Linked DNA regions of Homo sapiens: regions 2, 3, 4, 5 and 6 are each linked to region 1. Evidence: chromatin loops called from intact Hi-C (ENCODE). Cell type or tissue: mammary epithelial cell. All regions are shown on one strand. Region 1 holds the start of LOC107986320 (a long non-coding RNA gene). Region 2 overlaps NR3C2 (nuclear receptor subfamily 3 group C member 2). Region 3 overlaps ARHGAP10 (Rho GTPase activating protein 10). Region 4 overlaps ARHGAP10 (Rho GTPase activating protein 10). Region 5 has its middle 82 kb from the start of IQCM. Region 6 overlaps LOC107986195 (a long non-coding RNA gene).

What was found. Peaks named below come from ENCODE experiments on the same cell type or tissue, not always from the same donor. Only the 100,000 strongest peaks of a DNase experiment are listed, where the experiment ranks them.
Region 2: it touches region 1 in a loop (6-fold over the local background); 6 of 110 quality-filtered maps call a loop at or near these places.
Region 3: a loop joins it to region 1, with 5 times the contacts of the local background. A loop is called at or near these places in 5 of 110 quality-filtered maps.
Region 4: a loop joins it to region 1, with 21 times the contacts of the local background. A loop is called at or near these places in 8 of 110 quality-filtered maps.
Region 5: a loop joins it to region 1, with 21 times the contacts of the local background. A loop is called at or near these places in 9 of 110 quality-filtered maps.
Region 6: a loop joins it to region 1, with 15 times the contacts of the local background. A loop is called at or near these places in 11 of 110 quality-filtered maps.

Annotation. Positions count from the first base shown.
Region 1 is chr4:149,261,825-149,266,824 of GRCh38, reverse strand. The region is part of intron 12 of LINC02355 (long intergenic non-protein coding RNA 2355); the gene reads right to left. It overlaps LOC107986320 (a long non-coding RNA gene), which reads left to right and starts at 2,400. Exons shown (of 4, transcript XR_001741885.1): 1 at 2,400-2,507; 2 at 4,590-4,726. In mammary epithelial cell, a CTCF peak has its summit at 2,462 (motif pointing right); no DNase peak of the experiment used is centred here.
Region 2 is chr4:148,281,648-148,286,647 of GRCh38, reverse strand. The region is part of intron 2 of NR3C2 (nuclear receptor subfamily 3 group C member 2); the gene reads left to right. Among named protein-coding and RNA genes, the nearest start is that of NR3C2, 160 kb to the left of the region's middle. In mammary epithelial cell, a CTCF peak has its summit at 1,925 (motif pointing left); no DNase peak of the experiment used is centred here.
Region 3 is chr4:147,982,030-147,987,029 of GRCh38, reverse strand. All of the region lies in intron 18 of ARHGAP10 (Rho GTPase activating protein 10), which reads right to left. Among named protein-coding and RNA genes, the nearest start is that of MIR4799, 200 kb to the right of the region's middle. In mammary epithelial cell, a CTCF peak has its summit at 2,849 (motif pointing left); no DNase peak of the experiment used is centred here.
Region 4 is chr4:147,922,738-147,927,737 of GRCh38, reverse strand. All of the region lies in intron 13 of ARHGAP10 (Rho GTPase activating protein 10), which reads right to left. Among named protein-coding and RNA genes, the nearest start is that of MIR4799, 140 kb to the right of the region's middle. In mammary epithelial cell, a CTCF peak has its summit at 2,442; no DNase peak of the experiment used is centred here.
Region 5 is chr4:149,895,040-149,900,039 of GRCh38, reverse strand. No RefSeq gene overlaps it. Among named protein-coding and RNA genes, the nearest start is that of IQCM, 82 kb to the right of the region's middle. In mammary epithelial cell, CTCF peaks have their summits at 2,050 (motif pointing right) and 3,408; no DNase peak of the experiment used is centred here.
Region 6 is chr4:148,996,621-149,001,620 of GRCh38, reverse strand. All of the region lies in intron 3 of LOC107986195 (a long non-coding RNA gene), which reads right to left. Among named protein-coding and RNA genes, the nearest start is that of LINC02430, 160 kb to the left of the region's middle. In mammary epithelial cell, a CTCF peak has its summit at 2,684; no DNase peak of the experiment used is centred here.

The sequences.
Region 1 (5,000 bases):
CGCTGAGGACCTTGGATCAGGGAAAGGTGTTTGCAAAGCAGTATTATCGGGAGCAAAGCGATGAATGCCAGATGTAAGGAAAGAGCTAGGAAATGAATGCAAAATCTATTTGTAATGTTTATTTATTTTTCTATTAGATACGACTATTAATATATGAATAAGATACCCTGTATATAACATTCTAACTAAACACTACCTTTAAGTTAAACAGCACGTTTAATCGTCTGTTTTCAGCAGAAAACTATTATATATAAACCAACTCAAGTAAAGCTCACTCTTGGAGTATACATTTTCTACATTTTTGGCTGACATTTCTAGGTCCCTGAGCAGATCTTATTAGCTTGGTGATTTTAATCTCTGCCTTTAAAAAATGAAGGTCTTTCACTCTGAATTCCTTCAGTTGATTTATACCTTCCTTATCCTTTTCATCATGCTGCTGCCTCCCCAGGAATATTAAAAAGTGATTATTGGGCTTGAGCAACACCACAGGCTTCCTTTTGATTTAACAGTCAAATATACACAGGATTTCGTGATCATTTTAAAATTACTTGTAAACTGTATTTATATGCTAAGCTCTTGAAACTGAATAAGCAGCTTCTTGGCCTTGAAAGGAGATTGATGCCACTGTATTTTTTGTCACTTTAGGCAATATTACTTCGAGTGTTTATCGACTGTGGCCCTTACCCAACTACAGTTCATTTAGGCTTGAAAGGAGGCTCTGGAAATGGCACTATCAGTTCTTTTCTGTGTTACATATTCCTAGTTTACAAATAAGCTGACATTTATATTAATCAGTCCTCTAGAGCAACTGTAGCTGAGGAAGGGCTAATACATCATCCCCAAATTGCTACCCAAGTTCTATTCCAAAATCTTTATTGCTGCTGCTGATAAATGGAATAAAGCAAAATAAAAATTTGGAATTTTCAGTGTTCTGATAACTATTGGGAAGACGATGTTACGCAATTGTAGATAAATTTTGAAATCTGCATATATTTAAATAGTTTTGATGAACCAATAATGATGACATGTCATAAAATGCATATTTATCGTGTTTTCCCAGAAGATTATTTTAGATGAATATGAGGTTAATAAGCCCCCTTTTTGGCCCTGGAGTGGCTTCAGGACTCATTGCCCAAGTCTAAGAATGTACAAAACTATATAGCAATGATCAAACTACTTACTGATATTTGGGATGATATTCATTGGCTTACGTAGGCATTTTTCACAAAGGCTTTACATTTCAATTGTCTTATACGAAGTGAAATATCACAGCCAAAAGATAAAAAACCTTCTAACAGAGTCTGAGAAATGTAGGCTTGTTCCTACAGATCATAATGAAGGTAAGACATACAGTAGACTGGTCTTCAATCTTTTAGAGCACTGGAACTTGGGACTGTCTAATGATGTGAAAGCAGGATGCTTAAATCTGTCCATGAGCCTCTGAAACATCACCATAATTAAGTTTCAAGGCTGCACTCCATAGATCACTGAAACAGATATTAGGGTTGAAAAGGTCTCATTGATATGAATGGCACAAGCCATCTAGATGCCCAAGCAGAGATGACAACTTAAATATCATCCTTTGATTAACCCTGAAAGGAATACATCTACCGGGAGGGAGTGAGAGGCCACCTGAAAAAAAGAAAGCTACTGAAAAGTAGGTGGTTCTTCTGATGAAAAGCAGGCTAACAAAGAATAAATTGCAAGACAGGGCAGGAGAATAAAACACAAAGACAAAGAGATGGTATTGCATATATGTAAATACAAGGCCTGAAGGAAAAACAAACAAGCAAAAGAAGTCGTATATTAAACTTTAGGATGCACAACTCTTGTCACCAAGGTCTGCTGAATCTTCTTTCAGACTCCTTTGGGGAAGCTTGCAACTACTACTTTACCAAAATAGCACCTAACTTAAAAAACTATTTCCAGCTACACCTAAAGCTTCAACCTAGCTTCAACTAAAACTGCTTCATCCCACGCTAAGCATGGAGAGACAGGATCGTTATAAAGGAAACATCTAGACTGGAAACAGAGAAAGTCTTTATTTGTGCTTCAGTAGTTGCTTGTTTTTTCTAATATAAGCTTTGCAAACTTGAGCAATTTCTTTAACCCACCTGAACCTCAGTTTCCATTTGTGAGAAAGGTGCAATATTCCTGCTCATCTTGTGCATTAGTGAATATGAATGGGGATTTGAAAACTGCAGTATTGTGCAAACTGAAAATTATTGCTATTAAGAATCAATTTGTTCATAAAGTAATTTTTACTGGGAAGATATTATATATATTAGGAATACCAATGAGAATAACTAACAAATAACTTGATCTTTGGCTTCAACCCATGTCTTTAAAGAGAGTCATTGTATTTATTTCTTTTGCATTGGGTTGACACCTCTAGGTATACGGCCTGAGAGTCTCTCTGGAACCCAGGGACCTTGTGTCTGCAATTTTTAGCACTTGCCACCAGATGGCACAGTGTAGCAAGTAAACACCAACTGACTGCTCCTCAGGTAGGGAAATTGTGCTCCTTCAGCACAGGGAAAAATGATTTATGGAGACATGCTCATGATGGTTATTTTCATGCTGTGCACACTATTTTTAAAAAGCAATAAAAGTAGAATTCTATTGAAACGAATGTGCAAACAACCCATATATCAGGCCATATTTGTTTTCTGTGTCTTATGCATTTTTTTTTGTGTGTTTTTTTTTAAAGGGGTGAATGATTCTATGGTTAGCTCAGTGCCCAGCTTCTCAAGTGTTTCTGCTTTGAGTAAAAGTACTTATGTAGTTCAAGATGATCTTGTGTGATCATAATTGAATTTATACTATGTAGAGTTTGCTGAGTTTTGCTGTCTTTTCAACCTTAGAGGTGCAAATATTTCCCCATATGCCTTGCTTAAATAAATCTATTTTATTTATTTATTTTATTTATTTATCTTGCTGTCTACATTGTATATAATTCAAAAGAAATTCAGATGTTACTCCAGAAGCCTTCAATACTGTTATAAATCTGTTTTGAACTCTCTTGAAGCGGCAAGAAAGTGGCACCAGCATGGGTGGAGAAGATTTTTTTAAACAAGAGCAGCCTTTCCAAACTCTTTTCTGTTTCCCTCAAAACTTTGATCCTCTCCTCTTTCCTCTTACATTCCATATCTACTTTTCTTCCCCGCCTGCCTTCCCCCAAATAGCACCTTTCTCTCTTAGGTCTTAGTTTTTTTTCTAGTCCTTTCCAAGGTAATTTTCATCAGCACTATTAAACCTGAGGTGAGTGGTACAGCATACGATTCTTCTTAGGATGATTTTTTTCCCCTTAATGTGGCAATCTAAGTGGTTGCAGGTAACAAGTGACTAGAACAATCCAAGTTGTTGGAAGTTATGGTCATGAAAAGTCAATTAAGTCTTAATGTCATCCAGAAGTCCACTTTTCCCACATTGCCAAATTCATCAATCCTGGTGTTTAGGAATCAGCTCCTTCTGAACCATGTGAGCAATAGAGGGTTCCCCTCTTCTGGGCTCTGTCACAGTGCCCTATGATACGTTGCTTTACATGGCTTAATATCCTTTAATATGTGCATGTATCTCATGGCCTGATATTGTTTAAGAATGTGCTTGCTGCAAGTAACAGGAAAGCTAGTTAAACTTACCAAGGCCTAAAATATGGAGTTTATGTTTCATACCCAATAAGGAGTCTAGGACAACATGGGCAGCTCTACATTTCATTTGGAAAACTCTTTCATGATAACAAGATGGCTACATGAATGTCAAGCACAAGCCGAGTCTGCTGTTTCATCAGGAATGCTCATTATCCCCAGAAGCCCTGAGCAATTTCTACCCAAGTTTCATTGGCCAAAACTGGACCTGTGACCATTCTGGGTAGCAAGGGCAACTCGGATTGTGAGATGAGCTCTTAGATCAAAGGACCAAAAGACTAGGAAAGGGCCAGGTTAGCTAGCCAATCATCACTGCTAGATTCTCTGCACAAGAGACTGCCAATTAGCCTCCAACATTTGATAAAAGCCTCGAATTTTAACTGAGCACATGAGTTCCTAGAATAAGAGCCTCTCCCACCTTCTCTTGTAGCTCAGAGTGGCCACTTGACTATTCTTACAGAGAGATATAAATATAAATGTATATATGCAAGTCCAAAAAAAGCCATACCATTTTTGGCTTCAGTTTTTATTCTTGGCTTTCTTCTACTCTATTTCTCTTTCTACTGTCTCAAAATCAGATGTGGTGGCTGGAGAAACCATCATGGATTACATGGTGGGTCTTCAGAAAGAAAATTGCTTTTAGCAGGAAAACCAGACAGTAGGAATCTGGGTTGCTGACACAGTACGGAGGATTATATCAGCATTTGACTGTTTGCCTGGGTTTTATTAGAGAGAAATAAACTCCACATTGTTGTAGTGGGTTGAACTGTGGCCTCAAAAATATGTTTCCACATCTTAATTCCTGGGACCTGTGGATATAACCTTATTGGGGTGGGAGTGGGTGGGAAACCTTTGCAAATATAATTAAGTTAAGGATCTCAAGATGAGATCATCCTGAATTTTCCAGGTGAGCCCTAAATCCAATAACAAGTATTTTTATAGGAGTCTTACAAGGAGAGTCACACAGAAAATAGAGGAAGGGACGCAAACACACAGAGGAGATGGAAAGGTGCACAGGGAGCAGAGATTTGGGTAATACAGCCACGTGGAATGACGGAAGCCACCAGAAGTTGCAAGAGGTAAGGAAGACCTCTCCCTCAGAGTCTCTAAAGGGAGCCTGGGCCTGCCAACACCTTGTATTTAAATTTCTGACCTTCAGGACCGTGAGAGAACACATTTCTGTTATTTAAAGTCACCAGCTTTGTGATAATTTTGTGCAGCAACACTAGGAAATAGATATACTTTTTTAAGCTACTACTTTTTCTTAGTTTTCTGCCATTCATAAAGTAATCTAATGCTAAATAACATTTTCGCAAACTATATTGTAAACATCTTTAAATCAAAGATTGCATC
Region 2 (5,000 bases), 980 kb after region 1:
GATTTCTTTATCCTGGTTAAACTGATCTGTGATTGTCTCTTGGATTTATTCAGGAAAGAGGTGCATCTCTCCTTCATCCAGATTCCACCGGATGAGCCAAGAATGACTGTTGAGGCTATTTTACTTAATGAATTAACAGATTTGACTGAATTTTCTTTTTGCAGTGACCATATGGTTATTGTGAAGATCCATGTAATTATTTGTAGAAGTGAATCACAGGGAATTTTGATTGCTGTAGACTCTAAACAACTGATCCATTTAATCAGATTTTTTTTTCAATTCTGTACAGCCTGATTTTTACTAGCCTATACAGTCAGAAGCAATTAAATAAAGTCCTACAAAAGACAGCAGAGACTGGCTTAAAGCTAAGTTGAATAACACAGCTGGGTTTTTACAGTGTTTCCTTTGGTCTGTTACTCTTATCAGTGGGCTTGGTTTAGCATATCCCCAGAAAATTATATTCCTGTAACTGCCAGAGAAGTTTATATAACAAAATGATTTGTGCCACACACCCAGGCTTGTCCTGCAATATCACTTTAGATAAAGCAAACATTTTTCAACTATTTCTATTTAATACATTGCTTCCAGACTGTTCTAGTCATATGTTAATTACAAAACAAATGATGTATAAAATTTCATTTGTTTTTAATTGTCTTTTTAAACACATATTGCAAAATCATTCTTTGAATAAAACTAACATGTTAATATTTTCCCTCTAGAATGAATTCTGTGAAAGATAAATGTATTTTATAATGTATCACATATGTGAAATAGAACATTGATAGGAATTATGCAAGAAAGCATCGCACTTTTTAAGGTAACAGTACATTTGACTGTCACTGAAGTTACTTTATCACATCTCCACATGTACAAGACAGGGAAGCAGTTGCATTGTGTGCCAATGGAGGAAGTTTTTTTTGTTTGTTTGTTTTTGTTTTTTTTGAGACAGAGTCTCACTCTGTCACCAGGCTGGAGGTCAGTGGCACAATTTTGGCTCACTGCAACCTCTGCCTCCTGGGTTCAAGCGATTCTCCTGCCTTAGCCTCCTGAGTAGCTGGGACTACAGGCGCACGTCACCACGCCCAAATAATTTTTGTGTTTTTAGTAGAGATGGGGTTTCACCATGTTGGCCAGGATGATCTCAATCTCTTGACCTCGTGATCTGCCCGCCTCAGCCTCCCAAAGTGCTGGGATTACAGGCAAGAGCCACCACGTCCGGCCTGGAGGAAGTTTTTAAATTTCAAAAGGAGAAGTATATTTTCTGGACTTTTCTATAAACCAGTTTGTTGCTTCTCTTGTTGATGCCAGTAGAATTTATACAACTCCAGCAACATCGTTTGGGAAAGAGCCAGTTTTTCCTGTCTTTCACAATAGAAGTTACTGATTAGAAGACCCTAAATATTTTTTAGCATTTTCATGTCCATGATAAAGGCTGCAACAAGGGGTAAATAACTTTCCTCTTATGGCAGAAAATATTCTTATGAGACCCCCAGTGCACTTTTTCAGTATGGTGTAATCACATGACAGTTGTAGGGTAGGACCCTCAGAACTGCAGCTCACATCAAGAGCTGTGGGCTCCGAAAGTGAACCATATGTTGCTGTAGTCCAGAGAGATACCAAGAGAATTGGCTTCTGAGTCCAGCAAACCTAGATTCAAGTCTGTCCCTGCCAGTACCTGCTCTGTAACTAGAGGGGAGTTATAGTTAGCTTTTACTAGCCTGAGTTTTTTGTATATGAAATGAGAACAATGACCAATAGTGAGAAGACTTTTTTGTAGGACTGAGTAAAATAATACATGCAAAGACCCCAGCCCCTCAGTGCTCTCAGGTCAACACATATTAATTTCCTTCGTCTCTCTTTGAAGGTCAGAAAATTTGGACAGTGGCGTAGAATTACAGTGCTGTGGGCCAGTGTGCCATCTGATGGCAGAAAGCACTAATTGGATCTCTCTGCATGTCAGTGTAACATAAAGCTTGGCTCACAAGATACAAAGTCATAGATCCTTTCTCACCCTCCTTTGCTGGTAAGAAGGCTCTAACTGAGATTCTTGACAGCAAAATGGATGATTAGGAGTTTTTATAGTAACTTGAATGTATTTATTCTTTTACCTGATGTGTTTTAAAAAAAGAAACCTATCATTTGTATAGGTAAAAGTAAAATTGCTAGTGTTACTGAACACAGCGTGAGTACCTAGTCTTGACACTGTCATGAGCTATCGACACTCAGACATGTTCTTTTATCCTTTGATTCACACCTTCATCAGCAAATGTGTGTTGAGTATTAATATATGATACCCCTTTTGCTGGAGACTCAAAAATTAGAAGACCAACCCTCTATTTATAGGCTTATAAGCCTATCAACTCCTTCAGAGTAGAGGGTTGGCCTTCTAATTTTTGAATCCCCAGCAAGAGGGGGGAGCATTCCATACATAAGAGTTATGTTCCATACATAAGGCTCTACTCTAAAGAGTTATGTTCCATACATAAGGCTCTACATAACCCAGAGGAATACATGTTGGTAGAGGCAGATCCAGGCCAGACCTCCTGCGTGCTCCATTAGGCCCCCACCCCTTTGCTGTTGCAGTGTCTCTTTCTTCTTTATAGACTTATCTCTCCCGTGGGACAAGGTATGTGGTAGAAGGTCAAGAAAATCTTTCCTGAAGTGAATCGAATTAGTATATGATACTTTGAAAGTGGTCATTACGAGGGTGGGGAGAGCCTGGTAATCACTCGCAGTCTCAGTTGTCTCCTGTGTGTTATGAAAGAGTTCATGTCCTTTTGAATCTGTGGCAACCACTGGTAAACATCAAATAATAATTTGCCAGAAACTGGTGAAATCAAATATAAATCAATGTACAATGTACTACATTCTTTGTTGCCTAAGCAGCATTTATGAATTAACCAAGTAATGAGTTATGTTATTTTTTATTATATAGGTTGCATAATTTTTAGCACTTTTCTTACCATATTCTAAAAACCAATAGAGGGATTGTAAGGGCCTTTTGCCAACTGAACTATGAAAAGGGTAGATAAGGCACTGAATATATGACTATAAATGAAGTTCAACTGAAAACAACCTCAGGTTCAGATGATTGTTGTTTAACATTTTTTCAATTTCTTGAGCCTTTCAGGGTTTTTAAAGCACTTGCAAGCCTGGTGATCACCATGGGAAAAACACTGAGAGTTATTGGGGTCACCATTGCTCTTGTGATTCCTTTATCAATAGGTTCTTTATGAAAATAAACTTGGCATGAAGGGAACACTGTAAATTCTGAGGGTTGTAACTGGGTATCATTTATTTAAAAGTTTAGTGATCCTTTGAAAAACCTCACCAATTTTGTAATGTTGTAATTTTTAAGACTAACCAATGGTGCTTATGTTTTTCCTGATCCATTCAGTTCTCTGTAATGGCTAAAATTGGCTTACCTGACCCCACTCTTAGGCAAGGTTGTTTTCATTTTTACTTACTTTTATGAAAGCTATCTTATTCCTTTGATTGCTGCTGCTTATCTTTAAAATGACCCAATTAGTCTGATTGTTTACTTCTTCAAAGTGCTATATGTTTGCACTTATAACACACAGATTATTTTAAATAACGTTTCCTTGTGGTTTTGCTGTATGTGATTTTTCCCCCTCAGCTCTGTTTCCTTCCCGTTCCTTCTAACCTCATCTCTGATTTCATTGTGTTTTGTATTCCTCATATTCCCTACCAGTCCTTTAGCTTGTATTCTTCCCGCCATAGCCTTTGCCTCTTTTTTGCAGTCCAGTAAGGCCCACTCTGCCTATTGATGCCATGTTTTGCTTATGTCCCTCTCTTATATCCCTTCCTTGGTGTTCTGCCTTTTTACCTATTCTCATGTTTTCTTCACTCTTATTTTCCTTCTCTCATCAACACTCTTGGAATTCTTTAGTCTGCTCTTGCCAAATGAGTTTTAGGCAATATCAGGATATTTTTGTCCCCTGGGACTGCACCCCCTCCAACTCCCCCACTCCCACACACCCTGTGTTTAACTGGGACTTTCTTCCTTGTTTTCTTGCTCTTTCTCGTTGGAGACTTTGTCACTATCCTCTCTGCATTCTGCTAACACAACTTGTTCAATGAATGTTTGTTGCAGGAATAGACTGACTTTTCTAATTTTATCCCTACTTTTATGCACATACTCTTATGCTGTAAGATATATTAGGCTGGCCTGTAGGATTTATCTTGAACAAATTTCCATTTAATTTTCCTATTACATAAAATGGTTTTATTGCTAATTGTTTTCTGAGCCTACCATGTAGGAAATAAATAATCTATAAGAGATACTCAGAAAAATTATGGCCGGGCACAGTGGCTCACACCTGTAATCCCAGCACTTTGGGAGGCCAAGGCAGGCGGATCACTTGAGGCCACGAGTTTGATACCAGCCTGGTCAACATGGTGAAACCCTGTCTGTACTAAAAATACAAAAATTAGCCTGGCATGGTGGTGCACGCCTGTAGTCCCAGCTACTGTGGAGGCTGAGGCAGGAGAATTGCTTAAGCCCTGGAAGCAGAGGTTGTAGTGATCCGAGATCACACCATTGCACTCTAGCCTGGACAACAGCGAGACTCTGTCTCAAAAATAAATAAATATATGAATAAGTAAGAGATACTCATAAAAATTAATGAAAACTTTTAGATGTTAAAATCTTACCAATGCTTCAAGGCCCACTTCAAGTATCACTGCCTCTGCAATGAATTAATCTCTTACCAGACTGTTTCCATGACTCCATTTCTATGTATTTTGTAGCACTCATGAATATTATACATGGTTATCTTTACATATGTTTGTACTTCTTATTAGTTCCTCCAAAGGACAGGAGCATCTTTCCGTCTCCTATAGCATTTAGCATGATGCCCTGCACAGCAAGGATACTTGTTGACATAACATAACACAGATGTTTGCTAGACTGAATCGAGAGGTATAATGAGTATAGAAAATGAAAATTCAGAGAATGTGGTTATTGAGCTAGATCTCCT
Region 3 (5,000 bases), 1.3 Mb after region 1:
AATAATCCCGTTATCTGCTGTTTCTGAGGATCAGTGTAGCCTATTAAACAGTCACAATGAAGACAAAAGGTTTTTACCTAAAGCCATTTCGAATGGAAGGAGCAGCAGCAGAGTCTAGGGCTTAAGAATCCACCTCCAAAGCCAGGCAGCCTGGGTCTGAATCCCCACTTACCAACTATGTGAATTTGGCAAAATTCTTCACCTAAACTTCAGTTTCCTCCGTTTGTAAAGCAGGGATGAAAGTAATGTCTACCTTTCAGAGTTGTTGAGCAGGATCTGAATCATGATGTACTTTACAGAATATGAGCACTTAGTAAATGTGAGACATACTCTTATTCTATATGAATTATATTGATGGTGATGAAGATGAGGAGGAAGATGGTAACCAGAGAGGCCTGACACTGTCTGAAGATCCTAGAGAGACTGTCTTGGCTGTGGGGTGTACGTCACCCTGGAGACAGCACACTAAAAGCAGTATGAGGAGAGGGTAGGTGACCAGGGGAGAGGAGTTTGCTTTCCTGTCATTACCCTCTAGCTGTAAAAATCAGTTAACCCCTTGATTTTCTCGAAAAGCAAACAAGTAATTGCAGTCATTTAATATTAAATGCATATATTTGTATATACTTCATCAGACAACAACAGTGGAAGAGCTAAGGGACAGGCTTTGGAAACAGAGTGGGCTCAAATCCCAGTTTGGCCATTTTTAGTTCTATAACCTCGAGCAAGTTGATGACCCTCCATGAGCTTCATGTGTCTCATTTGGAAATGGCAGTGAGAGGCATGGAGTAGCTCACTTCATCCCTGTAACCACTCCATCAGGGAGGTAGTTCCGTTTTTCTTATTTCATAGATGAGGAAACTGATAATGAGGTTAAACCGGTCACTTAAGTCCCTCAAAAGTCACATGACCTTTTTTCCCAAGATGGCAGATGAGAGGCTTTCCGCATACCTCAGCCACTTGCAAATAGCAAAATAGTGCATAAAGATAAACCCTGTGAGCTTTAATTCAAACAGGAAAACGGAAATCCACTTCAACAGCAAAGGACACCCCAGACTCCAGAGAGGAGAAGGTGGGCAAACAGCCTCCATGATGGCATCTGGCTGGTAAAAGTGAGTGAAGCCTCAATACATAAGAGGCAGAGGACCTCCCGCTGTCATTTCCCTTACTGCTAGGGATCCGCGCAACCCAGGCCGAGGGAGAGCACTTTGTTTCTCTTCAGCCTTGGAGCTAACTTGGGGAAAAGCTTACAGACGCTGAGACGGACACACTGAGAAAAGCTGCATGTATTTTCTCAGAACCAGGAATGACAAGGGGATGCCATTTTTAATCCAGGCTCAAACAAGGCAGTCATTCTTCAGCAATTTGGCAGTGTGGTCATGCAGACAATTTAGTCTTGGATCAAATATTGCAGCATTTGCTCTGCAGCAGGGGAAAGGCCTCCACAGCCAAAACTGAGCAACAAATATAGAAAGTAACCCAACAGTAGGTACTAGAATTGTGCTCTCCCCCATCACAGGTCCAAAAGTAAGAGGAGAGTCGCTGTAGCCATGGTTTATCTGGGCAATGAGGCGTGCAGACAGAGCCAGCTTGGTGGCCTGGAACTGGTTTGCATGTGTCCCTGCTGGGTGCCCAGCCTCCTCTCCTGAGGTTATGGTGCAGCAGGGCCTTCTACACTCCACCCCCAGGCAGATTTCCATGCATTCAGAGCACCTGCTCACCTGGATCAGTAGCCTGAGCCACCCATCTTTCCTGTGCAGAGACCGTGGTACAGTGAGGCCCTCTCTTCCCCACACCCAGGAGTATCTCCAGGCATTCAGAGCACCCACTTGCCTGGATCTGCAGCCAGAGCTACCCTTCCCTTCTTGTGCAGAGACTGTGGTGCAGCAGGGCCCTCTCTGCTCCATACCCAAGCAGATCTCCTGGCACCTGGAGGACCCACTCTCCTGGATGAGATTAGGCAGCTCCACTGCCTCATGCAGAGAACTTGAGACCAGGTGAGGTTCCCAGCTCCACACCTAGGCACATCTCTATGTGCCTAGTAGCCACCCATTGGACCACCCCTCAAAGCTGATGCTCGGACCTGCCATTGGGGGACCTGTAGGTGGGCCTGCCTGGTCTGGCCTGCCCATCTTGAAGCCCTCCTCCAGGTTGGAGCAGGGCGCTCAGACCACTGTGCACTCCACAGATTGGCCCTGAGGCAACAGAGAGTTTCCCCAGTAAACAAGGATCAAGTTTCTACTCAACTATATTGGCCACAGCTGGCTCTTAACCCAAAAGCCACTTCTTGGCCTGGACGTTGAATGGCACAACACAATAAGAAATCAGACATAAGCACACAGCACTCAGGAACGAGGTTAGTCTCCTGAGACCACTGCCCCCTGGTCCTACAGGAGGCAGTGAGCCTGCTCACAAGCCACCACAGAAATGCTATTTATAACCACAGAACTCAAACAGACACCTTGCCAGTGAAAACAGCCAGATCTGGAGACCCAACTCTTGGTGTGGTCCTCCCACAAGGGAGGTGGGAGCACAGCCTCCAAAGGCCACCGTGGGTCAAAGGAAACACGGGCATGGCATTAGCCGCTAAAGGTGGCACCACCACAGCCCTGGAACGAACATGGAGAGAGGGTCGTCTCATACTCCCTTCCCGCCTCCTCAATGTGCTGTGGCGGACTTGGCAGTGCGTCCTCCTGCTGGGGCCTGGAGAGTTTGGGCTGAAAGAAACTGCTTCCTGGGGCTTCTCCAGTGGCTCCAGCCGCTGAACGCGAATGTGTACTGGGGGAGGGCGCTTTTCATGCTTCTCTGTTGCCTCCCTCTGCCCATTCCCCAGGCAGCTATTACTCTTAAGCGCCATCTACTGGACTGCAGCTTAAACAACACCACCAAACAAAATTACACCCCTACAAGCAACAAAGGAGAAAGCCACTGTAGGAACCTCTCTGCAACCAAGGAACTCATAAACAGCCTTGGAACTCTGAAAATACCCAGAAACGTAGCCAAACAATCACACACAATATACACCACAGTAACAGCCCCAAGGACAAAAAGAATAAAAAAATCAAGAACTCTCATCCAAACAATAACAAAATCAAAAAAAAGAAAACATCAGTTCTTTCAAATGAGAAGAAACCAGCATAAGAACTCCAGCAGTAGAAAAAGCCAGACTGTTTTGTCACCTTCAAAGGATCCCACTAACTCCCCAGCAATGGATTCTAACCGGAATGAATGTCTGAAATGACATATAAAGAATCCAGGATATGGATAGCAAAGAAATGCAACAAGATCAAAGAGAAAATTGAAATCCAAGACAAGAAACAACACAAAAACGACTCAAGATTCAAAAGATGACATAGCTATGTTAAGAAGGAACAAAACAGAACTTCTAGAATTGAAAAATTCACTATAGGAATTTCAAAATACAGTTGGAAGTCTTAACGGCAGATGAGACCATGCAAAAGAAAGAATTTCAGAACTCAAAAATCAGTGCTTCAAATGAACCCAGACAAAAATTTGAAAAAAAAAAAAAGAATTTTAAAAAATGAACAGGCCGAGTGCAGTGGCTCACGCCTATAATCCCAGCACTTTGGGAGGAGGAGGCGGGCGGATCACGAGCTCAGGAGATGGAGACCATCCTGGCTAACACGGTGAAACCCTGTCTCTACTAAAAATACAAAAAATTAGCTGGGCGTGGTGGCGGGCGCCTGTAGTCCCAGCTACTCGGGAGGCTGAGGCAGGAGAATGGCGTGAACCCGGGAGGTGGAGGTTGCAGTGAGCCGAGATCGTGCCACTGTACTCCAGCCTGGGCGACAGAGTGAGACTCTGCTTCAAAAAAAAAAAAAAAACAAAGCAGCCAGGCACCATGGCTCATGCCTGTAGTCCCAGCACTTTGGGAGGCCAAGGCGGGTGGATCTTCTGAGCCCAAGAGTTCAAGACCAGGCTAGGCAACATGGTGAGACCCCCATCTCTACAAAAAATGCAAAAACTTAGCAGTGCATGGTCATGCACACCTGGAGTCCAGCTACTAGGAAGACTGAGGCGGAAGAATCACCTGAACCCAGAAAGTCGAGGCTGCAATGAGCTGTGATTATACCAGTGCACTCCAGCCTGGGCGAGAGTAAGACCCTGTCTCGAAAATTCAGGAAAAAAAAGAAAGTAAGTAAGTATTTGAGAAATACGAGATTATGTAAAACAACCAAATGTATACCTTATTGGCATTCCTGAGAGAAAAGAAGAGAAAATAAGCAGCTTGGAAAACATATTTGGGGATAAAATTCAGGAAAATTTCCCCAATCTTGCTTGAGAGGTTAAAATGCAGATATAAGAAATCCAGGCTAGGTGTGGTGGCTCACACCTGTAATCCCAACACTTTGGGACACCAAGGCAGGAGGACTGCTTGAGCCAAGGAGTTCGAGACCAGCCTGGGCAACATAGGGAGACCCCATCTCAACACAAAATACCAAAAAAAAAAAAAAAAAAAAAAAAAGATTTAGCTGGGTGTGATGGCACATGCCTGTAGTCCCAGCTACAGTCTTAGGAAGCTGACATGGGAGGGTTGTCTGAGCCTGGGAGGAGGTCAAGGCTGCAGTGAGCCGTGATTGCACCACTGCACTCCAGCCTGGGCAACAGAGTGAGACCCTGTCTCAAAAAGAAAAAAAAAAAAAAAAGAAAGAAAGAAAAGAAACCCAGGGAACTCCTGTGAGATACAAGACGACCGAGTCCAAGGCACATAGTCATCAGACTTTCCAAGATCAACGCAAAAGAAAAAATCTTAAAGGTAGCTACAGAAAAGGATCATGTTACCTATAAAAAGAAACCCATCAGAATGACAGCTGACTTCACAGAAGAAACTTTATAAACCAGAAGAGACAGGGGGCTGAGGCAAAAGGATCACTTGAGCCTGGGAAGTCAAAGCTGCAGTGACCCATACTCATACCACTGCACTTCCAGCACGGGTGATGGAGCAAAACCCTGTCTTTTGAAAAAAGACTAAAAATAAAAGA
Region 4 (5,000 bases), 1.3 Mb after region 1:
CCAATAAGTTGCACTGTCCACCAACTCTTCCTCTCACCCTGTTTCTGCTGCCATAGGATAAGTCTGGCTTAGAGTCGGGAGACTAGGCTCCAAACCCCAGCTTTGCCTAGTTGTGTGACCTGTGACAGGTTTATCCTACCTTGTTCTGGCCTCTGATACCACATGTGCAACTGAGCCTATTAATATATATCTGCTCAGCTACCGAGTTTTATGGAGACTGTGTGAGAGAGTGTGATATACTCCAAAAACATAAAATGCAATACGTTAAAATTTTTAATATATTGTCATATGCAGATTCTGTATTGACATCTTGCCTGCTATGAAGAGACCTCACGAGGTGTTGCAGCAATCCTCAGCAAAGACAGTGCATCTCTCTTGGGCCAAGGATGCACCTTCAGAATCCATGAAGCAGTTGTTATGGAAAAAAGGCAGGTCTAACTTTAGAATGGCTTAATCCTGAATCTAGATGAACACTTTCAGTGGGTGATACTTAAATCTTCCCTCCCAACTTCCCTTTCCTACAGTACTCTCAAACTTTTAAACTTTGTTATTTAACAGCTTGTCTTCTGTTTTTCTTTCCTTCATCTCTCCAACATCCTCAAAAAAAGGTCAGACTATAGTGTCTCCATCTCCTCATGCTCACTGTGGTTAAGAGCGTGGGTATTTAAAACACAGTCTTGGAAGCAAGTTGTAGTATACTGCTCTCTACCTCTGAGACTTAGACAAATCAAATCACGTTTCTTCACTTCAGGGGCTCATGCGAATGGGGATAATACCACCTGTCTCACATGGTTCTTATGAGAAAATAACACCTAAGAAAAAAACAAGTACAACCTCGCTATTATCTAGTTTGACTTTCCAGCCACTAAACCCAATGGTTGTTTCTTGTTCCTCCACCAACCTGACCTTTCTAGAGTATTTGGCACAGCTGACTTCTTCCTTCTTGGAATCTCCCCTCTTATGGATTCCCTTACAACCATCCTTCTTCCTTCGCCTCCTATCCCTCTGTCTTATGTCTCCATTATTCTTCTTCCTCTCATCATCAAAATAGAAGCATTCACAAAGATTCTGTCCTTTTCTCCACTATCATCTTGACTTAGACACTCAAAACCTTACCTCTTTAAAAATAATTCCTGCCATCTCTCCTCTTGCTTTCATTCTATTTCTTATAACATGCCACTTGCATTCAGAATATCTAAAACCAGTCTCTATCCCTCCCAAACCTACTGCTCATCTTGCATTCTGCCTTGGCTAAAGGTCTCATCCACCTGGTCTGGGAGGCTTAGAGTTCGTTTTCACTTTCCTCTCTCCCTGACTTCCAATATCCAGCAGGTCATCAAATTCTGTTTGTCTGCGAAGTCTCTCTTCCTATCCATCCCTTCTTTCCACTGCAAATATTCTAGTTTAAACCTCCATCATTTCTTATCTGAATTACTCCCCAAATTCAAGCAACCGCCCTGCCTTCCATCTTACCCCCATTCTATTCCCACCAATTCTATTCTCTGTCAAAGATCTCAAGACACACTCCCATCCAAATCTGTCAATAGCTCACCACAGCCTACAGAAAGAGTTAAGGCAGACAATGCAGCACAGCACCTGGGATCTGCCACCCTCTGGATACAACTGCTCACAAACATCTCCCCACATCATACCACCCACTCACCACTACCAACACCACCCCAGCATGGTGGAAGCACCCTCTGTTCCAATATCTACCCTCTGGAGCAAAGAGCAGGGTTGCTTGCAGCCTTAGCAAATAGAGATGGTGTCTCCTAGAGCAAAAGGCTTCCTTGCTGGCCATTATAAAAGATCTGAGTTTTCTGCATTCAGAGTTTTTCCTCCTATAACACAACCAACTGTATCATCCATAAGTATCACCTGGCCATCTTTGCAGTGCCCTGAGGAATCAGGGCTCAGGGAATGAGCACAAAATGCACTGCTCTAGCTACTGACAGTAATAAACTGTCCTGTGTCAAAGATCCAGGAGTCTTGTGTCTTCTACTAGTATCCGTGGAACTATGCAGGATAACTGGTTAACATGAAAGTAGAGTAAAATCTCTGTCTTGAATTTAGATTGAAGCTCATCTTTAAGAACAGGAACCATATTTCTAGTATTTTTTCCTCTAATACCTTCCCTGTAAGAAATACCCCAAAATTACAACTAAAATCCATCTAACATGTGTGTGCCCAGGCATAGGTAAGTATTAAAGTAAGCTGGAAAGGATGGGACAGCTAAATAAATTTTCAAGCTCATCACTCATGTAGCTCAGGTTTAAGTACTAGCAAAATTTTACTACAATAAATCAAAAAGAGACTCAAACTCAAGGCAAAAGTGGGCCGTTGCTTTTTGCAAGATTCCTTTTCATTCCTCTGCTGCAGAGATGGGAAACATCAGAAAAGGCCTAATGTTGTGTCTCGCTGCTGCCCTCTGCCTCTCCACCTCAGAGCAGCTGTAGCAGCAGGTACTAAATCCCAGGAGGAAGAATGCCTGCTTTTGGTTTTCAGGGTGTTTTGTGGTGTTTGTTTGGCTTCTGAGGAAAAGCTTGAGATAATCTGAAAACCGTGGTGTTCTTCCTGAGCCTCTGGCTATTTTACTGCTCAGGATATCTTAATGCTCAAATGTCCACAAATCACTGAAGAGGAAGAGGTTAAAAGCCAAACCAGTTAATTTTGCTGTTTGTTCTAAGAGCCATATAAAATTAACAGATAAAGTGAATTTGGGTGATTTATTTCCCAATGTAAATTGCTATTTTAAAAAAAAAAAAATAGAAAGTTCTTCAATCTCCTAGAGCCTTAAATCAATAATGAGACTACTTAATTATAATTGGCCTCAATGACTGGATTTATCTCTAAATAAGCAACTCACACTTACTGGCTATTCAACAGGTGCCAATGTCCTAAGCATTCTCTTTTAGTTCTCACAACAACCCCATGAAGGAGATCTGATCCTTATCCCTTTTCACAGATGATAAAGACACAGAGAGGTTACAGGCAGAGTTAATAAGGAGTAAAACTGAGATTACAATCAAGATAGTCTTTTGGGCTAATGTTCTTCACCACTATGCTAACAGTGTACCATAAAATGTCACAGACCTCATCAGAATGTAATGCAAAAACAAAGCCTAGCATGCCTACTCTGTAGCAAGACAGTTCCACCAAGTTTCTTCTGTTCTAAAAACACCTTCAGCACTACTTGAAAATATACCATTGTCATTTTCTGACAACTACCCAACCTCCAACCCCAAATACACCCAGAAGCAAGATGATTTATTGTAAGGATAGAATAAAGTCCTATTAATTTTCTTCATTTCTATTCTGTGGATGCGTTAAAGAGGAGGAAAACGTATAAAACCATAGGTAACAAAGAGAAAAGAAGGTTTAATTCATGGGCTGAAAAAAAACAGTCACTGGACAACAGGAAAGTAGTAACAGTCCTAAACCAAACCCTAAACCACATGGACGAGGGGTAAAGGCAAGGACTCGGGGTTCGCCGTCTCAGAGGAAGGATGTGCCCCTATTAATTTAATGTGACCATTCATTTGGAAACAAATAGTTTCTCAGAGTTTCCTTAAAACAAATAAGATTACTAATTGTGAAAATGAATATTCAGTCCTGATGTGCCTGGATTTATTATTTCAATTTTGCATTTGCATTTCTGCAGACACCACAAGACTCTTCAACTCCCTCCCACAGAAGACTGTCCTCTATTTCCACCCACGCTCACCTCACACCCATTTTGATTAAAACAGAGACAGAGAGAAACTCTAGTTTACTTGCTGTAAATTTTCTGAGGACAGCTGTTCTTTATTTTCTTCATTGCCCTTGGCAATTTAAAATTAATGCGCAATTGGTAAAATATGTTTCAGGTTCACTCTGGACATCTTCCTTTCCATACCCCTGAAGATTAATACTGAAATTATACATTGTAATCTTCTACCAGAGCCCATCTTGAGAACCCCATACAATTCTAAAGTGCTCTGGAGGCAAAGCAATCTTCAAGCGGTAAGGTTTTCCAAAAATCTAAAACTTTGCTTTGCAAAGGAAGATAAATTTGCTTTTACATGCAACAAATGAAAGATTGTCAAATCTTGTATGTGGCTTCCTACTTCTATCCCATGAATTCACAGCTTGTTACAATGCTGAATTTGATAACTGACAGCTTGCCTAGATCGACATTTTAATGCCATACTCTAGAAAATTAAAGTGAATATTCAAATTATCCACATATGGAAGATTTTTTAAGAGAAACTTCATAAACAAAAGTGGCATCCAAATTTAGTTTTAAATGGTAATGACTATTTTAAAAATAGCAACTAAAAGATGTTTTTAAGCAAAAGAGTGTTACTTTGTTTTTGCATATCATACAGTACATGCACCTAGGTGTCATGCAGGCCCAGAAAGAGACAATGCACTGCTCATGGGGGGCGGCTCATTTGTACTTACTCAAAGAAATGATGTAATTACACTCCAATCTCTGAAACTATAAGACTCTTTCACACATAACATGATGTACTTTTCTACGTCTAATATATTACCCACAGTTCAGAAAGATGCTGACATAAATTCATAAAGGAATGAAAAACAATCCTACATGTTATGTGAAAGTACCAATTCCAACCACATATAAATTCTTCCAATAACTTTAGAAATTGTTGAGACACACAATATTACCAATATGGAATTTTAGTCAAATCTGAATACTGAAGCAAAAAGCAAATGCTTACTGAGTGCTTACTATGTGTGCAAGGCATGCCTGTATTTAGAAATGAGAAGAGGCAAGCAAAGGATAAATAAGACATTTTCTCTGAGTAAACAGTAAAGTTCCAGAAACAAAGTAAACATAGGAAATATAACTTAAAATACCAGGCAATATAACTGCCAAATGAGGCACATGCACATTTCAAGATTAAAACAAATCAGGAGAAGGATGAAGAAGGAAATGAAGATAGGCATTTAATGAATATCTACTATGTGCAAAGACTCACTCTTTAATCCTCACA
Region 5 (5,000 bases), 630 kb before region 1:
GCTTTCAAACTGATTAATTGCTTAGGCAATGATATTAAACTCTGGTTTGATATCACTCCAGGGTGAGTACAGTGATCTAAAAATTATTGAAATAAACTTTAAACTACAAAGTAAATGTATACTTTGAATATTGAGTTGGTAGACATAAAAAACTATTTAAACCAACTTGATCTATGTGTCATTAATAGAATACTCATTTAAACAATGGGAGAATGTGAATTCTTTTCAAGTGTACTTGGAACATTCTCTAAGATAGACCATATGCTGAACTATAAAACAATTTTCAACTAGGTTTAAAGGATTGAAATTATGCAGAATTTGTTCTGTGACCACAACTGAATTAAATAAGTTATCAATAACATAATAATCTAGAGAATTCTGAAATGTTTGGAAATTTAACAACACACTGTAAAAAAACTGATGGGTCAAAGAAGAAATGACAAGAGAAATTAGAAAATAGAACTGAATATTAATGAAAATAAAATATATAAAAATTTGTGAAATGCAGCTAAAGCAGGGTATAGAAATCCATTCATATCTTTAAATGCTTATGTTAGAAAAGCGATTTAAATATAATGATCTTGGCTTTCATCATAAGAAACTAGAAAAAGAACCCAAAGTAAGTAGGAGGAAAGAAACAATAAAGAGCAGAAATTAACAACATAAAAATTAGAGAAACATTAGATAAAATCAATACAACCAAAAGCTACTTCTTGGAAAGTACAAAAAATGTTGATAAACCTCTCATCAGACTAATCAAGAAAAAGAGAGACAAATCACCAATGATTGAAAGAGGGGATATCACTACAGATCCTACAGAATTTGAGAAGACAACAGAAAATATTTATGAACATCTTTGTGCCAATAAATGTGACAACTTGGATTAAATGGACAAATCCTTGAAAAATACCAATTAACAAAATGAACTAAAATATAAATAAAAAATGAGAATAGATCTATCTCTACTAAATAACTTGAATTCATAAATAGAAACCTTACCTCAAAGGAAACCATAGTTTTACTAGTGAATTCTATAAAACATATAAGAAAGAAATATTTCTGGCTTTATAAAAACCTCTTCCAGAAAATGTGAGGCCAAACTAATTTTATGAGGCCAACATTACTCTAATATTAAAACGAGTTATCACAGTAAAATAAAACTACAGATCAATATCCCTTGTGACATAGACAAAAAAATCTGTAACAAAATATTGACAAATATGTATTATGTTAGAAAGATAGTAACTCTCCACTAAGCATGGTTTATACTAGAAATGCTGATAGAATCTACACCCAACCTAAACAAATGAGGCATTTAAGTTGGCAGAAAACCTTTTCAAAAAACCCTGCTAAACGCGAGTTTATTGTTTAAAATCGCCTACTTTAAAATATATCTATAGGATTTGCTAAACATATAAAGCTTTACAACACAATTCTTGTTGGCTACTTCTAAGTTTGCATGCTACATTCTTGCATCTTATTTTTCTAAAACCTACCCATTAGCATTGGTATTGTGCCTGATTTGATAGACATTTTCATAATTCAGAAGAAAATGGAGGAGATTAAAAGAAAAAATTTTAGTTGTCTGCTTTTCTGATCTAGAATAATTTTTCTATTTAAGGCTACACATTGAACAAATACAAATCTTTTAAAATTGAAAAAATATATTTTTTGCTTATGATAAAAAATTTATATAATGCAAATAAACAAAAAGTATAAAACATAGTCTAAGATTCCATGCTTCTAGATTATTATAATCAATGTCTTGATGTAACTTCTCTATACAGTTTAATAATAAATATGTCAGTGGGAAGAGAACTAGGGAGAATTAATAACTGTGAGATTTAATCTGGAGAAAATGAATGTAGGACATTGGGTAAGTGACTTAATCCCTTTGGGCCTCAGTTTCCTCATCTATAGAATGTGGGGACCTGATTAGACATTCTCATGGTCCCTTCTAACTTTTAAGTATATATTATTTCAAAGTGAATCTCACAACTCTTGAAGGCATAGAAATAAAGTGAAAGTCTATACTAAGCAGAAGGTGGCAGTGTTGTTGAAGAAAAGGCCTAGATTTTAATACCAGTAAATGCAGGTGGATTGCTATGCATGGTGTTTGCACCTTGATAAAATTAGTGCTGGAGCAAATTAGTGACAAACCACTAATTTAGCAGGATTAAGATATCCTGTTATAACAGGTAGTTGTTTTTCTGAGGTCAATAATATCATTATATATGACATTGCTTTGCTGTGAAATGAGACAGAATCAAATATGATAACCTAAAGCTCACACAAATATAGAAATCATGCTAAGCTCAGAGCTTTTAAGTGAATAATAATTATTGTTATATTGGTTTCAGGTATTTTGAAAGAGTTTGCCTGGCTATTATTAAGTGACAACTTCCTCATACATATTTGCAGTTTGGCACAGATATTTTTAGTGAGGCAAAGTTTTTCATTCTTTGTTTTCCAACTTTTTGAAATAAAGGAGGATTCAAGCACACACGTTTTAATGGGCTTTAGAGAGCTCATCTTTAACACATAGTAATGGTATTCAATAATTCAATCTTTGTTCTTTGTCTTAGAAATATCTGAGTTCAGTGCTTATAGTGGGGTTAAGATATGATATTTAAATTTATGATTTATTGTTTGTTTAGCATAACATACTAGAATACCATTTAATAAGGCAATCGATTGTAGGGACAATTGTTAAATTAAGATTTCATTTAGAATGAAGAAAATCTGTTAGTAGATTTTGGTTGAGTCAGGTACAGTACTCCCCTAAAATCCCCCAAATTTCTACATTAACTAGATACCACTGTCTTAGTCCATTTGGACTACCATAACAGTGTATGATAAATCAAGTAGGTTATAAACAACAGAAATTTATTTCTCTCTGTTCTGGAGTCCAAGATCAAAGTGCCAGCAGCTTCAGTGTCTGGTGAGAGCCTACTTTCTGGCTCATAGACAACACCTTCTTGCCGTGTCCTCACCTGTCCCTCACACATCATTAGGAGTGAGGGAGCTCCCTTGGGCCTCTTGTGTAAGGCTCTGCCCTCATGACCTCATCACCACCCAGAGGCCCCGCCTCCTAATATCATCACTTTGGGGGTTAGGATTTCAGCATATGAATTTTGGGGAGACACACACATTTAGACCATAACAACCATTTTTTACTGCAATATCCCTCTCCCCTCTGCATTTCTGGGAATATATACTATAGGAAGCAGATACACATCCACGCCAAATTGTCTTTCTGTCCCTCTGCAAAATTTTGGGGAAAGATTAAACTATCAGAAAAAACAGAATCAGCTATGCCAAAGATGAAGCATGAGATCACATGTTAATGCTAACACTCTTCCAAAACTCCTTTTTGTCTGGGTTTGTGTCATTTGCATGCAGCCCACAGGGTGGAGGCAGAAACCAGTGTGGGAGAGTGGGAGGCCTCTCCAGTTGTAGGAGTCAAAGCCTCCATTCTTAGTTGAATACCCTTTATTTATTTCTCCTGCCTGATTGCCCTGGCTAGAACTTCCAACACTATGTTGAATAGGAGTGGTGAGAGAGGGCATCCCTGTCTTGTGCCAGTTTTCAAAGGGAATGCTTCCAGTTTTTGCCCATTCAGTATGATATTGGCTGTGGGTTTGTCATAAATAGCTCTTATTGTTTTGAGATATGTCCCATCAATACCTAGTTTATTGAGAGTTTTTAGCATGAAGGGCTGTTGAATTTTGTTGAAGGCCTTTTCTGCATCTATTGAGATAATCATGTGGTTTTTTGTCTTTGGTTCTGTTTATAGGATGGATTACGTTTATTGATTTGTGTATGTTGAACCAGCCTTGCATCCCAGGGATGAAGCCAACTTGATCATGGTGGATAAGCTTTTTGATGTGCTGCTGGATTCGGTTGGTCAGTATTTTATTGAGGATTTTTGCACCGATGTTCATCAGGGATATTGGTCTAAAATTCTCTTTTTTTGTTGTGTCTCTGCGAGGCTTTGGTATCAGGATGATGTTGGCCTAATGTAAATGACGAGTTAATGGGTGCGGCACACCAACATGGCACATGTATACATATGTAACAAACCTGCACGTTGTGCACATGTACCCTATAACTTAAAGTGTGTGAGTATATATATGTATATATGTGTATATATATGTATATATATGTGTGTATATATATATTTATATATGTATATATGTGTATATATATGTATATATATGTGCGTGTGTATATATGTGTGTGTGTGTGTGTGTGTGTGTGTGTGTGTGTGTGTGTATATATATATATATAGCGCCTCCATTCGCCCACTGCTGGGCCACCATCCCCCAAGGTTGTTGCCTTACTCCTAAATTACCATGGCTTTTCCAGCAGGAACATTAAAGTTTCATTTTAGGTAACATCTTTCCTTCTTTATGAAGCTGACTCCATGTATCTAAGCTACATATTCTCATGTCTGGGGTAACTTCCTATATTATACCATGAGCATCTCTTTCTATTGCCTCAAATTCCCATGGCAGCACCCATCAGAGTGACCTCCTTGTTCTTCCTTGATGATGCCAGACCTGTTCCCACCTCAGGACTTTTACAGTGGCTGTTCCCTATGCCTGGAATGCTTTTCCCCTGATAATCATGTGACTAACTTTCTTAATGCTTCCAAATCTTTTTGTTCTAATGTCGCTTTCTCTGTGAAGACTTCCCTGATCTTCTATATGCAGTTGCTACTCCCTTCACCCCCACCGTCCTCTGTCCCCAGCATTCCCACTCCCCTTTCCTCTCAATTTTTTTCCATAGCACTTCCCACCTTCTAATAACTACATAACTTACATATTGATTTTGTTTACTGTTTGTCTCCCTCTGCCAAAATGTAAGCCCTACGAAGACAACACATTTTGTCTGTTTGACTCACTGCTGCATTTTCAGTGCTAAAAAAGTGCCTGTCAGAACAGAAATAAGCAATAACTACTTCTTGAATGAAGATATCAGTACATTTTCTCAAAAGA
Region 6 (5,000 bases), 270 kb after region 1:
CTAACGTGTGTGCAAAACCAAGAGACTGGATGAGATAACCAAAGAAGGAGGTACGGATAGAAAAGAGAAAAGAAAAGGCTAAGAATGAAGCCCTGGCATATCCCAATGTTTACAGTTTAGGGAGATAAGATAGAATCAATACAAGATATCTAGGAATAAAAAGAAATATGTAAGATTATATGAAAGAAACTTGCCAGAAAAAAATAAACAAAATGATGTAAAAGAAATGAATGATACACCAAGCTCTTGGATCAAAAAACTCAGTGTTAACAAAGATATTAATTCTCTGTAAGTTAATTTATAAATGTAATGGGTTGCTGATAGAAAGTACCCATGAGATTTTTGTGGCACTAGACACCTGTGCTATCTGTGGGTGGAAAAATAGACAAGAATAGTGAAGGAACTCTCAAAAAAAGGTGGGGAGCAATAATGGAGGAATTAGCCTGATTAGATTTTAAAATCTACTTGAAGCCTCAACCCCTAAATTGAAACAATGTGTTAGTGGTATATAAATAGACAAATAAATCAATATATAGAAATAAGGAAATCTAGAAGTAGCCTAAATTTGGCCTTTAAAAGATGGAATACTCAAAAAAAATGGAATAACCTGGTAGTCATCTGGAAAAATAAAATAAAATTATATCTAAGCCTTATACCATATTCTAAGCATAAGTTCTAAGAGGTCCAGAGATTTAAATGTTTTAAATAACAGATCAATAAAAGCACCAGAAGAAAAATTGGGGAAATTGTTTTATAATTTGAGCGGGGCCAGTTCTTCTAACCAAGATACAATATCAACAAGTTACAAAACAAAAAAGAAACTTCTGCATGGCAGGAAAAAAGAGTATAAACAAAGAAATAGCAATAGAAAAGTAAAAAATATGTCACAGACAGAATGGCTATTGTAGCTTCTTTTATTAGCTCCAATATTTAAAGAGCTCCTAGAAATGGATAATAACAATAACACAGTTTTTTTAAAAATTGGCAAAGGATAAAAACAAATAATTTGCAGGAAAAGAAATACAAAGTTTTAAACATATGAAGAAATATTCAACTTAAGATAGAAAAATGCAAGTTAAAACTAGTTGCCATTTTCTACCTATAAGAATTAAAAAATTAAAAATTTCATAATAAGACCTCTTGGTGAGGTGATGGGGAAGCAGGTACTCTCATACATTGCTAGAAGTTTAAATTGTCACAATCCCTTGGAAAAGAAATTTATCAGTATCTAAAACAAATTAAATGCCTTTTTTCTTTGACCTAGGAATCCCGCCTCTGGAAATTGATTCACATATCCCTACACACATACAAAATAGTATATACACAAGGTCATTGATTGGATCATTGTAAATGCAAAAGTATGGAAACAATTGAAATGTTCATCAATAGAAAAGTGGTAAAATAAATTAGACACTTGTTAAAAAATAATTGAAAATCTATTTTGTGCTGATAAGAAATGGCCTCCAAAACACATCATTAATTGAAAAAAAGAATTATGCAGCAGTCAGCATAATATTCTACATTTATGTTGAAAATAGAGGAAAATAAGAATATTTATTTGTATTTTCATGTGTTATACAAATAAACTGAACTAATACACAAGAAAGAAATAATAGTTGGGAAAAGAGAGTGGAAATTGTGTAGAAAAGAGATTGGGGTAGATGGAAGAGTTTTCACTGCATATAGAATCTTTATATTTTAAACTTTCTGAAATATGGGTCTATTATCTATTGAAAATATTTAATTAATAAAAGAAGAATAATTGAAATTTGCAAATAATATTTTGGGAGGCATCTATTTTTGATAAAATAAGAATTTACAAATATTAAGCAAGAGAATGGTAGAAGAATTGGAAACATTAAGTTTAGTCAGCTCTTCAAAGAGTTCTACTATAAAGGAAATGGGATAGTAGCTGGAAGGGAATATAAGATAGTTGTATGCTCATGGGAATAATCCAGTTGAAATAATAAATTTGGTCATGCAGATAAGACAGAAATTCTTAGGAGTGATGTGCTACAGTGAGTCAGAAGACATGGGACCTAGTTTACTAATTATGATTAACATTATGTTTTTGATATTTATCCATGTTGATGGACATAGCCCTTGTTCTTGTTCATTCATTGTACTGAATGTAGAGTTTCTTTATATAAATATACCATTACAGTATTTATTCATTCCTCTATTGAAAGACATTTGGGTTGCCTCCAGTTATTTACCATCATTAATGATATTGTTAAGAATATTCTTGTATGTGTCTTGCAGCATTCATACTAAATCCCTATGGTTTATATTTTGGGAGTACAATTGCTGGATTATCTAACATGAGCATCATCAGTGTTCCTTGATAATGTTAAATTATTCATTATTCCCCAAATTGGTTGTAGCAATTTACCACTCTTCTTCTTTTTTTTTTTTTTTTTTGTTCTTTTCTAGAAACAGTGTCTAGCTCTGTCACCCAGGCTGGAGTGCAGTGGCCTGACCTTGGTTCACTGCAGCCTCAACCTCAGGGGCTCAAGTAATCCTCCCACCTCAACTTCCCAAGTAGCTGAAACTACAGGCACATGCCACCACATTCAGCTAATTTTTGTACTTTTTGTAGAGATGGAGTCTCACTATTGCTGCCCAGGCTGGTCTCAAACTCCTGGGCTCATGTAATTCTCCCTCTTTGGCCTCCCAAAAAGCAGGGATTATAGGTGCGAGCACCGCCCCCTGGCTGTAATTTATATTCCTAGCAAGCAGTTTGTTGGTTTTCTATTGCTCTACACCCCTCCCTACACTTTGAATTTTGACAATCTCATGAGCATGAAATAGTATCTCCTTGTAGTTGTAATTTATATTTACCTGATCACTAGTAAGTTTGACTATCTTTTCTAATAGTTATTGGGCATTTAAGTATCCTGTTCTTTGAAATGCTAAACTATATATTTGCCCATTTTTCAATTTATTTGTCTTTTTCTTACTTATTTTTAGTATTTCTCTATATATTTTAACACTAATTCTATAACATAATATCTAACATTATTAAGTGCTTATAATATGCCTGGCCTTGTTTTGGGCACCTTCTGTTAATTAACCCATTTGATCTTTACAATAGCCCTAAAAGATGGGAAGATTTGTTATCTTCAGTTTGTGTATAGGGAACTGAAGCACACAGATGTTACATACCTTACCCAAAGTTGTCCAGGTTATAAGTGGTGAAATCTGGTTTGAACTCTGGTAATTTAGTTCCAAAGAATATTTCTCACTGTTTCTCAATCCTGCTTTCATTTTGTATATTGAAAAGATCTCTCAGTCTCTGGCACGCCTTTCCATTTTGTTTATGGTATCTGTTCATATGCAGACTTGTTCTCTTTTTGTGTTTTTATTTTTTTAACTTACTCAGATCTGTCAATGTCTTCCTTATTTTTAAAAACTAATTCCATTATCTTAGGATCATGATGATATTATTACTTATTTTCTTTAAAAGTTTTCAAGTTTTGCCTTGGACATTTTGGTCAGATTCCCCACCCCACCTTAGAATTAATCTTTTCTCTTTGTATGTGGTTTGATATAGGGTTCTATCATTATTACTATATTCTATGTGAATTATGAATTTCTCCATCAGCATTTATTGCTTAGCTCACTGGCTTATAAAGTCATCTCTGTCACATATCAATAAAAGGATTATTTTTCTGGCTCTCTATTCTGTTCTGTTTGCCTATTTGTCTGCCTCTGCATAATACACACTGTCTTAATTTCCAAAGCTTTCCAAGTTTTGTTATCTGCTAGGACTTGCCCCTCCCAACTTGTTCTTCCTTAGATTTTCCTTACTATTTTTGCCCGTTTGCTCTTCTACATTAACTTTAGAAACCGCTGTTTTAGTTCCATGAAACACTCTGCTTAGATTTTTATTGAACTAGCATTGAAATATATTGATTACTTGCCTAGAGTTTATATCACTGCAATATTGAGTCTACATTTAAATTAACACGATGTAGTCTTCCTTTACATACGAGCTTCTTTTATGTTATCAAGAATTTTTGTAATTCCTACATAAATTCTTAGAGATTTTTGTGATATTCAGTATTACATGCCTTTAATATTTTGTAGCTTAAAAATTAGTTTTTTCTATTATATTGTCTAAAGGGTTATTGTAAAAGAAAGCCGTTGAGTTGAGTATGTTGGGTTCATATCTAACAATTTAGCATTCATATTAGTTGTAATAGTGTGCATATTATCTAATTATATGATAATTATATTGCCTAAGAAAAAATATTTTGTCTTTTCCTTTTTTTTTTTTTTTTTTTTGAGACAGAGTCTCCCTCTGTCACCCAAGCTGGAGTGCAGTGGTGAAAACATGGCTCACTGTAGCTTCAACCTCTCACGTGAGCCTTGACCTCCCAGCCTCAAGTGATCCTCACACCTCAGCCTCCTGAGTAGCTCAGCTCACAGGCACATACCACCGCCACACTCAGCTAATTTTTTGTATTCTTTTGTAAAGACAGCACTTCGACATGTTGCCAGGCTGGTCTTGACCTCCTGGGCTCAAATGATCCACCAGCCTCAGCCTCTCAAAGTGCTAGGATTACAGGCATGAAGCAATGCTCCCGCTCCCAACCTATCTCTTCCTTTTTAATTCTTACCATTCTTACTTCTTTGTTTTGCCCTATTATAATGACTGGGATGTTAGGACAATATTGAATAGAAATGTTGAGTGCAGGCATTGTTATTTGCTTCTTAAATGAGAATGCTTCTAGAAGCTTAACACTAAGTATGATGTTTGCTACAAATTTCTAAACATGTATTTTCACATCAAAATCTACTTTGTCAGAAATTAAAGTTAAACTGTATAAAGCTTCACTTTATTCTTGCTTTGTAAAGCATTTTTATCATGAATTAGTGTTAAATGTTATCAATTTATTTCTTTTGAATTAATTGAGATAATATGTATTACATTACTATATTCTGCTAATGTTATATCTTCCTTCCTTTCATAGAATGCTTGGCCATGATATGTTTTT